2 separate regions of the Homo sapiens genome follow, and region 2 is linked to region 1. A link is an interaction called in ENCODE POLR2A ChIA-PET data of the cell type or tissue named here. Cell type or tissue: A673. All regions are shown on one strand.

What was found. Peaks named below come from ENCODE experiments on the same cell type or tissue, not always from the same donor. Only the 100,000 strongest peaks of a DNase experiment are listed, where the experiment ranks them.
Region 2: POLR2A ChIA-PET joins it to region 1 with 7 read pairs; 2 of 35 experiments call an interaction of 5 or more read pairs at or near these places.

What each region holds. Positions count from the first base shown.
Region 1 is chr10:104,603,442-104,605,941 of GRCh38, forward strand. All of the region lies in intron 5 of LOC105378464 (a long non-coding RNA gene), which reads left to right. Among named protein-coding and RNA genes, the nearest start is that of SORCS3, 37 kb to the right of the region's middle. In A673, no CTCF peak of the experiment used is centred here; no DNase peak of the experiment used is centred here; H3K27me3 peaks cover 703 bases.
Region 2 is chr10:104,321,787-104,324,286 of GRCh38, forward strand. The region is part of intron 1 of ITPRIP (inositol 1,4,5-trisphosphate receptor interacting protein); the gene reads right to left. ITPRIP-AS1 (ITPRIP antisense RNA 1) reads left to right here and starts at 1,578. Exons shown (of 3, transcript NR_120622.1): 1 at 1,578-1,784; 2 at 2,152-2,237. RefSeq lists an enhancer at 1,934-2,500. In A673, no CTCF peak of the experiment used is centred here; no DNase peak of the experiment used is centred here; H3K27ac peaks cover 1,325 bases.

The DNA.
Region 1 (2,500 bases):
CTGCCAAAGGCCCAGTTGTTTTCCATGGGGGCAAAATTGCCTGTCTCTCTCTTCAAGCTAACTTTAATTGTACATTCCTTTCATCTGTTCAAAATCTGATTTAAATATGAATTCCTAGAACAGAAATATCCAGCACTCAAAAGATTGTAAACTTGTTATAGTTTGTCCAGCTACACAGTGGTCATATTGTTCTCCTCTATTTGGTGGTGTCCCGTCAAAAGAGACTAAATGACAATGTTTGGTAAAATAGCAACATTAATCACAGTGAAAGTGATTTATTATTAATCTACCATTCTGTGGCTGTCCCTTGGTTATTTGTGAATACGTATCAAGCCCAAACTTTGAAAATTTGATGATTGGTTTCTTGCAGTTTCATTATTTCTCCCTTCTCTCTGAGTTTGATGTGTGTGGAAAGTTTCTCAAATATGTGTCCAGTAAATGAATCTTGGACTTAAAAACAGGGAGAGCAAGAAAAAAAGTCTGGTTATTAATTTAACAAATAGTTACTGAATGTCTTAACTGTCTTAGGTATAGCCCAATGTGCTGAGAATATAGCAGTGAACAAGGACATAGTCTTTGTCCTCACAAACTTACAGGCTAGTGGGGCAAAAGCCAGTGAAAGAACAAGAAAAGACATATACATTTTATACATTGCAATAAATGCTTAGAATGAAAAAAGCAGGGGTATTGCAAAAGAAAATTATGGAGGAAAAACTTAGAGAATGCTCCATGATGACTCAACTCCAAAACTTAGCGTTGTGGATGAAAGAAAAGGTCAGACATAACGCCCACGTATTTGGCCAACCCACAGTTGAAGCAGGTGCTGCTTCTTCAACAATATGCTAGTAGATATAGAAGTAAAATATACTGTACTCTTATGGTGAATTTTCTGAGAGAATTTGTCTTGAAGATATGTAATATGTATACAGTTAATATGTATACAGAATACATTCCTGGGAAAATGCTAAAAAACATTCTGGTACTCCTCTTTTTTGGATTGCTGTGGCCAGGATGCTCTGGAAGCATGCAGTTCTTCTCCCTCCTCCTAGATACTATCTCCGAATTCTTATAGTGAAACTCATTTTCATGCATTGGGTAGGTAAGTCCCCTAAACTTGGGATCTGACGCCTCTTAGACTCAATATCAAGGAGAAGAAATATCAATAGAAGTAGAAAAGTAGGATAGCACGCTCCTGACAAAGTAGGAAGAAGTGCTCCATCACTTTCCTCAGCAGGTACACTAGCCCAGTAACTAGTCTCAATTCACTAGTGAAGACTCACCCACCATTTCCCTATGTTTCCTGTTTCTCCTCATGATTCTCTTTCCATGCGGGAATCCCTAAGGATGGAGCCAACTTCTATTATCTTTATGGTTTGGTCTTATTTTGCCGGTGGTAGTTTCTAGCAGCTTGTAACAAAACTTTGAGGTGTCATCCCTGAACTGACTCAGGTGCCACAAACCCCTCATAAATCCCATGTTGTATTGTCAGAGTCCTTATCACACAAGATCAATGGTTATTCTCTTACATAAAACCCCACCAAGGGTCTCCTATAACTTGTTATACTAAGATCAAGCTAGATATAACAAGAGTTTCAGTTTTCTACTGCTCTGTAACAAACTATCCTAACACTCAATAACTTAAAATAATGATTTATTATTATATCTCATGATTCTGGAATTGATGGGCTCACCTGGGTGGTTCTTGTTTGTAATCCTTTATATGGGTCCACCCAGAAGGTGTCATCTGAAAGCTTCTTCACTCACATGTCTGGTGCCTGGACTAGGATGGCTGGATCATCTGGGGCTGGTCAGACATCAGTTACTTTATGCAGCACCTCTATGTGGCTAGCATAGGCATCCTCATAGCATGGAGGTCATAGTGTAGGCAGGCTTCTAATATGGCCACTGGCTGCATCAGAATTGGTGTTGCCAGTGAATATGGAATATGGAATATGGAAGCTGCCAGTCTCTTAAGGCCTGGGCCTGGAAACTGGCATAAGGTCACTTGTGTCACAGTCTGTTGATCAGAGACCATCCACTTTCAAAGGGAGGGGATATATGTTCTCACCTTTTAAGGGAATGAGTGTCAAAGAATTTGTGGCCATCGTCAATCTGTCACAAATCTATTGCCCCTTTTATACGAGAGCCTTTAATGTATATGAAGAAAGCAAATGTAGACCATTATATTTTTTCTTTACAGGCCATACTCACCAGTTCCTTTAACCTTCAGATCCTTCACATCCTTGCCAACTCCCATATACATTCCAAATTGTCAAAGTCCCATGTAAAACATGGTTTTCAGGTCTTGATTCATTATCCCTGATGTAGTTGTTCCAGTACAGAGGAATGAACTGATCAACATCTCTTTTCTGGAAAATATAATTCTACGTATGCAGCCTAAGTTTGCATTTCTTTTGTTTTTATTAGCTATGTTATACTTTTGATCCATATCAAGCTAAAATGACATTTTAATTATAAAAAGTAATTGCAGCAAACATGT
Region 2 (2,500 bases), 280 kb before region 1:
AGAGGCTAAGTCATTTTCTAGCCACAGGACTAGAAAAGCCATAGCTGGGCTGAGATTCAAGCTCATTCTGTCTGTCTTTGCCAGCAAAGCTCAAGTTTTTCCACTGTGCTACATGTACGGAGCACATACTGAGCTCGAGGAACATGATGGATGCTTCAGGGCCTGCAGTGATGAGTATGGCCTGACCCCTGGTAGCAAAAGCATTACAATCCACGCGGGAAGGTAGACAGCCACTACGTATGGAGTCCCCAGACAGAATGAGATGTGGGGCATAAAAGGCACGTGAGCTACAGGCTGCAAAATGCAGAGGAGGGAGGGAGCTTCCTTCCTGTTCTCTGAAGGCCTCTCCCTGTCTGGAGCTCTCCCTGCCCTCACCTGTTGGGGAGATGTCAGTGTGCAACTCCTTGGCTCCACCTTCACCTCCTCCTCTCCTTCCAGACAGAATTACTACAACCAACCAGGAACAGTAGGAGCATGTGTCCGGCCCCACAACCTGTTCATCACACCGCTTTTGCCCCACTGCCCATCTACTCCCACTGAGGGTTGACTGACCACAGCCTTAAGCAGCAGGGGTGCCCAGGACCCATTTCTTGGCCACCTGGTATTCCCTCTGGGACAGTGGTTCTCAACGTGCTTAGCAGCAACAGTGCCACCTGGCAACTTGTTACAAATGCAAATTTTCACAGGCAACCTGAAACCCGCTGATCAGAAATGCCAGGGCTGGGCCCAGTATCTGTGTCTCAACAAGCCCTCTAGGTCATTCTAATGCCCGCTTATGTCTGAGAACCATCCCTTCCCAAACCAGGCGTCCTCTGGGTAGGAGGGTGGGGCTCCTGCAGTGTCACAGCAGCCCACATCCTGGAAATTGCCAAGGGCTTGCCCAGCACACAGCCTGACAGATGCAATTAGCTCTGCTAATTACAACAGCAAAAGAAGGCCTGGCCCTGGCGTCACGTTCAGAGCCAAAAGGAGTAGCTGATAGGTTTCCTTTACGAAATGGAATAAAGGACTGGCTGAGGGCAGGGGAGGGCACTTTTAGCCGAGGCCTTGGGGGTGACTTGGGTCCCTTTCACTAGGTTCTGGGTCCTCCAAGAAAGAAGGAGCCAAGGGAGGCCCAAACTGCCATGAGTTTGGGCTGAACTCCTTCTGTATCCTGGCCTTGTGCTGCAGTTTCTCAGCCCCAGCTGATGAGGTACACAGTTGTTGGGGGGAAATCAAGCCAAATATTTAAGAAAGTCAGAATATAGAGTTGAATTTAGGTTTCTTTATTTTACAGAGGTAGAAACCGAGGCCTCAAGAGAAGACATGCTAGGCCTGGAGGGTGGGTGGAGTAGAAGAGGCAGGCTGGGTATCATCCCGTGGACCCTCCCAGGGAGCACCTGGCAGTGATTCCAGCACAGAACAGGGGAAGGGTGGTGAAAGGTGAAGATGTTTACATGACCAGCCATTTAGGAAGCAGGTACCCCATACTAGGCAGGATGCTAAGTACTCTGCATATGTTTTGTCATTTAATTGTCACAACCTCATTTAGGTAGTTGCATTAAAACTCTCTTACAGATGAAGAAGACTGATGTTCTGGGAAGGTCACTGGGTGGCCTCTAGGATTCCTGAGTCTGCAGTGCATGGCTGAATGTGAGCAGCACCTAGGCTGAGTCTGCCCCTCCCTCTGGTCTCCTTCCAACCCCTCAAGGGACTGATGGAAAACTGAGTGGGTCCTGCCTCTTCCCCTGCCTGGGGGTACCTCTGCAGCATCATTGTCAGTGGTGACCACCAAAATTATCCAGGTTGGCTGTCTCCCGAGCTTCCCAGGCCTTAGAAAAACAGGACTTTGAGAAAGGAGCATGAGTTCTACCCTGAGTCTTGGTTTTAGAGTTTGGAACTCATGGGCGGGCGGTCTGAGCCATCGTGAAACCCTCCTCCCATGGCCCAGCCTACTTGTCTCACCCTCAATTCCATGCTTCTCTCTAGCAGGGCTCACGCCCCATGCTGCAGTGACACCAGCTTCCCATAGCACAAGGCCAGCTCAGGGCCCTTCTCCAGGCACCTGCCCCTGGATCTGGCCTATCTCACCCTTCCTGGAACTCCTGCAGGTCAGGCCACCTTCCTGCTCTTTACTGTGTCACCCACCGGTCCCTGCCTTCCTACCTACAGTTCCAGCATGGTCAAGAAGCTGAATGTTCTCCTGCAGCCCCCAGGGTACCACGCACGGGGCTGGGCACACTGCAGGCTCCCAACATGTAAGTAGGAGTTGACTTATTGCACATTGGGAGGAGGTGGCTGGTGGCAGATAGAGCTGGGGAGTGACATGTCTCCACCAACTCCCTCCTTGTTGCCTAACTCAGGACAGAGGACACAGCACAAATGGCTCAGTAACAATGGCTCTGAATGTGTCACTGCTCAGCCTGATTGGCTCCCATCCTTCCAGGACAGTGGGACAGGAGAAGGGCTTTGCTCCAGCAAGTGCAAGGTCTCAGAGCTGCTCCCACCAGGGCATCTCTGG